Regions from separate parts of the Homo sapiens genome. Here region 2 is linked to region 1. A link is a loop called in an ENCODE intact Hi-C map of the cell type or tissue named here. Cell type or tissue: Caco-2. All regions are shown on one strand.

Evidence for each region. Hi-C counts contacts between places; a loop is a spot of excess contacts. Peaks named below come from ENCODE experiments on the same cell type or tissue, not always from the same donor. Only the 100,000 strongest peaks of a DNase experiment are listed, where the experiment ranks them.
Region 2: a loop joins it to region 1, with 23 times the contacts of the local background. A loop is called at or near these places in 1 of 110 quality-filtered maps.

The regions. Positions count from the first base shown.
Region 1 is chr11:16,955,164-16,959,163 of GRCh38, reverse strand. All of the region lies in intron 3 of PLEKHA7 (pleckstrin homology domain containing A7), which reads left to right. Among named protein-coding and RNA genes, the nearest start is that of SNORD147, 31 kb to the right of the region's middle. In Caco-2, no CTCF peak of the experiment used is centred here; a DNase peak (open chromatin) is centred at 2,163.
Region 2 is chr11:17,124,117-17,128,116 of GRCh38, reverse strand. The region is part of intron 13 of PIK3C2A (phosphatidylinositol-4-phosphate 3-kinase catalytic subunit type 2 alpha); the gene reads left to right. Among named protein-coding and RNA genes, the nearest start is that of RPS13, 48 kb to the right of the region's middle. In Caco-2, no CTCF peak of the experiment used is centred here; no DNase peak of the experiment used is centred here.

The sequences.
Region 1 (4,000 bases):
CGACAAACCCATGTGACATGTGTTTACGTATGTAACACACCTTCACATGTACCCACAAACCTAAAATAAAAGTTAAAACAAAAAACAAAAAACGAAACAACAGTGGTGTCAGGGAAGCTGGGCTAACGTCTGAAAGGGTGCAATGGCAGGTGGCCAGCCAGCAAGTGTAAACAAAAGGAGCTTCCTGGCTTAGGTAGGGCTCTAGGCCTCTTTCCCCCCACCCGCCTGTACCCACCCCAGCATTGACACTTCTGTTTTTCCAATGGGTACTGCCCATTCTGCTTCTGGGTTACAGTGTTCATCTTTCTTCTTCTTTTCAGTATGTTTTGCTCTGGTTACATCGGCTGTGCAATTGAGCAATTAGCAAAGTAGAAAATAAGTCACCTATAATCCTACCATCCTAGGATTATGATAGCTACGATTTTAGCATATTTCCTTCTAGATTTTGGGGACATTTTAAATATTATTGAGGTCTTACATTCTCCATGTATACATCTGTATATCTTGCACTTGCAGAATAGTTCTTTTTCTTATTGCAGAAATAATGCATATTAGACCGTAGAAAATTTGGGAAATACAGAGGAAAAGCACAGAGATGGAAAGTAAAAACTATACTAATTATTCCTCCATCCAGAGTTAATCACTCTTTGTGGCTGTTTGCATGTCTACGCTGCCAGTCTTTCCTTTCTCATGCATATACGCACATTATTCCTCACCACAACTTGGAATCATGCATACACAGATATTCTTTTTTCTGTTTTTACTTAAAAAATCCCATAAATATTGCATTATGATACAAAGTTTTCCTCTGAAGCGTGACCTTTTTTATTTTAATTTTTATTTTTTTGAGACAGAGTCTTGCTCTGTTGCCCAGGCTGGAATGCAGTGGTGTGATTATGGCTCACTGCAGCTTTAGCATTCCGGGCTCAATTGATCCTCCCACCTTAGCCTCCTGAGTACGTAGGACTACAGGTGTGTGCCACCATGCTCAGCTAATTTTTTAAATTTTTTGTAGAGGTGAGGTTTTGTCATGTTGCCCAGGCTAGTCTTGAACTCCTGGGCTCAAGCAGTCCTCCCACCTTGGCCTCCGAAAGTGCTGAGATTACAGGCGTGAGCCACTATGCCTGGCTGAGATATGATCTTAAAAAATTATTGAGGTAAGGCCAGGCACAGTGGCTCACACCTGTAATCCCAGCACTTTGGGAAGCCGAGGTGGGCCGATCACGAGGTCAGGAGTTTGAGACCAAGTTGGCCAGCATGGTGAATCTCCGTGTCTACTAAAGATACAAAAAATTAGCCGGGCGTGGTGGTGCATGCCTGTAATCCCAGCTACTCAGGAGGCCAAGGCAGGAGAATTGCTTGAACCCAGGAGGTGGAGGTTACAGTGATCTGAGATTGTGCCATTGCACTCCAGCCTGGGCAACAGGGCGAGACTCTGTCTCAAAAAAAAAAAAAAAAAAAAAAAAGAAAAAAATTATTGAGGTAAAATTCATGTAATATAAAATTAACTATTTTAAAGTCAACAAATCAGTGGTGTTCACCACATTCATGGTGTTTTACAACCATCATCTCTGTCTAGTTCCAGAATAGTCCCATCACTCCAAGGTAAAAACCCTTATCTGCTAAGCCAGTTTTTCCCATTTCTCTCAGCTTCTGGAAACCAACCAATCTACCTTCTGTCTCTGTAGACTTATCTGCTCTGGATATTTCATATAAATGGAATCATACATGAGATAATTTTTAATGGCTGCTGGATATGCTTTTATTGATCGATTTAAATAAGCCTCGGGTCTTCAGCATGAGGTCTTCTCATCATAAAGCTAGATTCTGTCATATGGATATACCAGAATTTTCTAACCAATTCCTTGTTTTTGGATACTGAGATTGTTTCCAGTTTTTTAATGCCATAAGTAATAATGTGTTGAACATCTGTATGCCTAGACCTCTTTTTGTATCTCAGATTAACAAGAACATGTATTCTTGAATATCCCCATGGAATTTAGTTTGAAAGTGGTTGTGAAGTAAACCCCTTTTTTGTTAGTTTTTTCTTCCCTTGAATGAAAGGCTCTTGCCACTAACCTTTGGGCTCCCTGTTGCTTACCTGAGTCTTATCTCATCCATCAGAACAATTCCTTAGCAGGTGACTAATGCTGCGCCTAAAGCCACGGGGGGAGGTGATAATGCCTCACATTACACAAAACTTAAACCTACCACTTTCCTTGGGATCATCTGGGCTGTCTTTATCTTTCTGTTCTTCAAGGCAGTGTAACTTTTGCATTGACTGGTTAAACTGCTTTAGATTGAGTTGACAGGGCTGGCCAGTCCTTGCAGAACATTATAACCGCCAGAGACCTCAGGTAAGTGTGATATGCTGCTTCCTGTCTCTCATCCAGGTGCAGGAAGCACCAGAATAAAGCTGGCTGAGATGTCTTTTATAGACAGATTGTGGATTAGGGCCCAGGCGGGAGTAGACTTCATACCTCCTTTGGAATCCAGGACTATGAGGATTTCCCTTTATCCCTGTCACAGACCTGGATTAGGTATAACTAAAATACAAGCTATCTTTAAATCTTACTGTGGCATTGTGAGCGTGGGATTATTGAAGGACCATTAGCTGGTTCTGTTAATCAGTAGAGAGAGCCATGGAACTAGCTGGTGGGAGGAACACTAAACTGAGAGTCTATCTTTGCTGTGTTATGTGACTTTGGGAAAGGTACTTCTCCCCTCTGGGAACCAAGTGGTTCATACTCTAAGTGGGTGTTAACTTGTCCTGGGGGATTACTTCCCCCTTCAGAATTGCACTTGCTAGTGCCTGGTACAGAATGAGTATTCAACACGTGCATGTGGCTGGGCATGGTGGCACAAGCCTAGAGTCTCAGCTAATCCAGAGGCCAAGGTGGAAGGATCACTTGAGCCCAGGAGTTCAAATCCAGCCTGGGCAACATAGCACAGCCCTGTTTCTAAAAAATAAAACAAAATAGGTACGTATGTGTACACACACATACGTACATACTCCTCTGAGCTGCTCTGTTATGAGAAGAGAATATGATTGTTTTGCCTGGTCCCTGTGGAAAGTACAAAAAGAACATATTTCCACAAACTAGGCTACTGCGTGTGGTCACTTACCATACTCATCCCTAACTTTTTTGTTTTTTTGTTTTTGGTGACTGGGTCTTGCTGTGTTGCCCAGGCCTACCTTAAACTCCTGGGCTGAAGCGATCCTCTCCTGAGTAGCTGGGACTACTGGCACACCCCTGCTTTTTAAGTGACTATGTATGGTCTCTAGAATCCCCCTCTTTCTAGATAACCAGGTCTCTAACCATTCTCCAGTCATTTTAGATCCCTTCGGTGGTTTTACTAAGCCTGCCTTAATTTTAGATAACTGAGAACTGAACTTAAAATCCCATTTTCCCCCAAGCCCCCATTCTAGAGCTTTCTGGAGGTAGTCTTCACTGTCCTTCCATTGTGGACTGCTGGCTCATGTTTGGCATGGCCTGGAGGGGAAAAAACAATAAAAACTTAGAGCTCCATCTAAGCAGTTATTTTCTTTAAGCTTCATCGATTCTGAGCTTAACTATATACATCATCTCCTCTATTATTCTGAAAGCAGTGGACTTATTTGATTAACGCAAACACCTAACTGAACCTCTACTGGGTGCCAGGCACTATACTAAATGCTGGGGAATAAAAAATGAGTAGGTCATGGTCCTTTAAGCCCAGTTCAGTGGGACAAACAGGTAAGTAAACAACCATAAGGCAACAAGTATCTTCATGAGTATTTGTATAGAACACTTTAGGGACACAGGGGCAGTTTATTCCATGGGATACAGAAAAGGGAATGCTCAATAGGAAGCAATATTTGAACTGGGCCTTGAAGGATAAGTAGGAAGTTGCCATGTTGATGGGTAGCAGAGGAATACTCCAGGAAAAACCATTCATTCATTCAGCAAGTCTCTCCTGTTAGCCTGCTGCAGCCTAAGCATCAGGGTTCATTGGGGGT
Region 2 (4,000 bases), 170 kb before region 1:
ATCTGAGTGCTACATAGGTATCCTTATATTTCTCACAACTGCTCTATGAAATAAGTGGTGATTTTATCCCTTTTTACGGAGTGGGGGGAATCAAAGTACAGAGATTAAGTGACTTTCCCCAGGGCACTTAGCTAGTATGTGGTAGAATTGGGATTTGAACCAGGCAGTTTGGCTACAGGGTCTACATTCTGAACTATTACCCTATATTAACATACTGAAACTTAGTTGATACCATGACACTTTTTTGTTGTTCTAGAATATATCTTTTGAAACCTTGTGTCCCTTGGGACAGTTTGGGAAATGCTTTAATAATAGATCTATTTAACTTAAAACAAATACCGAGAATGAAAATTTCTGCTAATCTAATACTTTTTCTTCTTAAATGGCAAATACACCATTTGATTTGCCAGTAATCATCTGTTGACAATAATAGGATGTTCAAAACACTGACTTGACAAATTTGTTCTTGAAATATTCTTTTCCCATGTGCTTAAAAATAACATTTATTGGCTGGGCACAGTGGCTCACACCTGTAATCCCATCATTTTGGGAGGCTGAGGTGGGTGGATCACTTGAGGTCAGGAGTTCGAGACCAGTCTGGCCAACATGGTGAAACCCCATCTCTACTAAAAATACAAAAATTAGCCAGGTGTGGTGGCGCACATCTGTAATCCCAGCTACTTGGGATGCTGAGGCAAGAGAATTGCTTGAGGCTGGGAGGCAGAGGTTGCTGTGAGTCAAGACTGCGCCACTGGACTCCAGCCTGGGTGACAGAGCGAGACTCTGTCTCCAAAAGAAAAAAAAAACACATATTTATTTTAAAAATATTTTTCTTTATTTTAGTCGCTTCCCCCCTATTTGAGGAGGCAGTATAAGATTTTTTGTTCTCTACATTTTGGTGGATTCAGATTTTAATACCTGACATAATTTTGAACTACCAAAGGCTAAAGAAAGGCAGTTGAAGGGATTACTGTTAATGGTGTGTATTAGGAACCTTTTGCTAAATATAATACATTACTACTCTAAAACAGAATATGCTTATATACTGTGAAGAATTGTATTCACCACTGTCTTTGATAAATTAGTGTCAGAGAGCAGTTATATGAAAGTTAAATACAATTTCATCATTATCATTAATTTTTATAAATAAATTCTGAAAACCTTCTTGCTCTTGAAAGCACCAGGAGTCTTTGCATAATTAGAGAACTATCACATTTTGCCACTTTTATTGTCTAGTAATAAATGGTTTTGTTAGATAAATGATATAATATTCTTTCATAATTCAAGAGACTATCAAGTGAAGGGCAGTTGACTTCTGCTAGACATTTAAATAGTTTGCATCCAACACTCTGCTGTTAAAATAGTGAATAGATTGTATTAAGCTTGAGACTGCCAAGTAGTGCAGGCGATCTTGGTAATGTTAGGACTTCACGTTCAAGGAATACTCAGAAATTAAGAGGGAAGATGATTAAGAGAGATGATTATTATTATTACACTTTGTTTCTCTACATTAGTACATGTAGAGAAACAGTATATAATATAGTTGAGTTAACCACTGTGTTATAATGATTAGTAATCCTAGTCTTGAAATTCTTTATGAAATAATTTCTGTTGAAGATGCAATCTTATATGACCTAATGGTCACTATTATTGAAGCCAAATGACTCAAAGGCATTTCATTCAGCCTTAATAACAAATGAGTTCTTTTTTAAAAAACTTTTTTTTTGTAGAGATGGAGTCTCACTGTTGCCCAGGCTGGTCTCAAACTCCTGGCCTCAAGTGATCCATCTTCCCGCCATCCGATCCCATCCGGTAGCTCAGATTATAGGCGTGAGCTACCATGTCCAGCACAAATGAGTTCTTAACTAATTTTTCTGAAAACTGGCATATAAACAGAATTAAGCAGTTAACCTGTCTTTCCTTTACAGTTATTTCTGAGGGTTACTAAATAATTGAGGTGGCAAAGTTTTTTTTGTTTTTGTTTTTGTTTTTTGAGACAGAGTCTCACTCTGTCACTCAGGTTGGAGTGCAATGGCATGATCTTGGCTCACTGCAACCTCTGCCTCCTAGGTTCAAGTGATTCTCATGCCTCAGCCTCCAGAGTAGCTGAGATTACAGGTGTGTGCTACCATGCCTGGCTAATTTTTGTGTTTTGGGTAGAGACAGGGTTTTGCAATGTTGGCCAGGTTGGTCTCGAACTCCTGGCCTCGAGTGATCCACCTGCCTTAGCCTCCCAAGTGCTGGGATTACAGGTGTGAGCCACCATGCCTAGCAGTAATTGATATGACAAAGTTTTTTTTATAGAAAATCTTTAGCTAGCCCGTTATGGTGGCTCATGCCTGTAATCCCAGCACTTTGGGAAGCCAAGGCGGGAGTTTGAGACAACTCTGGCCAATATGGCGAAACCCTGTCTCTACTAAAAATACAAAAAAGTTATAGCCAGGTATGGTGGCTCGTGCCTATAGTCCCAGCTACTTGGGAGGCTGAGACGGGAGAATTGCTTGAACCCGGGAGGTGGAGTTTTGCAGTGAGGCGAAATTGCACCACTACACTCCAGCCTGGGCGACAGAACGAGACTCCATCTCAAAAAAAAACAGTGAAAATCTTTAGATAATAGATGCAGAAGGAATGATAGAATTAGAATATTATAATTTTGCAACCCATGCTGAAATAATAGATTTCGGCCAGGGTTTCTCAATCTTGGCAGTATTGACATTTCAGACCAAATAATTTTTTGTTGTGGAAGACTGTTCTGTGCATTGTAGGATGTTTAGCGGCATCCCTAGATTCTACCCATTAGATGCCAGTTGTCCCCCTCAGTTTACAACCAAAATTATTTCCAAATTACCAAATGTCTGCTGGAAGGAAAATCACTCCCAGTTGAGAACCATTGATGTAAGCAGTGATCATCAGTGCCGCCTTTTTTGTTTTTTGTTTTAAAACCTTAAAATCTGTGAAAATGCCTTCCTAAAACCATTAAATAGTTTTTCTGCAACTTCATAATTGATGGCTTAAACTGATGGCACTAGAACTAAACTGATCAATAGTAACATCACAGAGAGATAACCCAAAGAGTGTGTACCTTTTAATTTGATAGAATTAGAAGTAGTATACAATACCAACTGCAAAATAGTAAGTATTCTTGCCAAAGAACTAAATCTGAATCAAATCAGGCCTCTAGGTCTAACTTCTTCTCTATGGAAAATACAGGAGGACATGTGAAATGACACCAGAGGAGTATAACCAGCAAAATTCAGGATATGGAAAATTCTACAGAACAAAAGGCCTGGTATCATCAACAAATAAATAGAAAAAAAGAGAAGGAGACCAAACAAGAGTTAACAAACTTTTTCTGTAAAGGGTGCCAGATAAAAGTAGTTTAGGCTTTGCAGACCATATAGACTCTGTCACAAATGCAAAAGCAGTCGTAGACAGTACATTAACAAATGAGCATGGCTATGTCTGGTAAAAGTTTATTTACAAAGCCAGGTGTGAAGGCCAGTTTGTTTACATGTGGCTATAAATAAACTCTGTAAAGGCAGGTTGGAGTTTGCTGACCCTGAATTAAAAGATGCTTAAAAAGACATCCAAATGTATTGTGCCACTGCACTTCAGCCTGGGCGACAGAACAAGACTCCGTCTCAAAAAAAAAAAAAAAAGACATCCAAATGCAAGTGTTAGGCCTTGCTTGGATCTTGTTTTAAGCAAACCAACTGTTTTTAAAAAACATCATTTATGGGACAATCAGAGAAATTTGAATAGTGACTAGATATTTTATGGTCTTAAGTAATTATTGTTAATTATTTTAGGAGGGATAATGGTATTGTACTTATTACAGGAAACTTTATTTTTTAGAGATATATAACAGTATTTGTAGATGAAATAATATGATCAGGATTTGCCTTAAGTCTAGTTGGAAGTAAGGGTGGTTCTTAGACATAACAGACTATAGCCCGGTGTGGTGGCTCACACCTGTAATTCCAGCAGCTCAGGAGTTCAA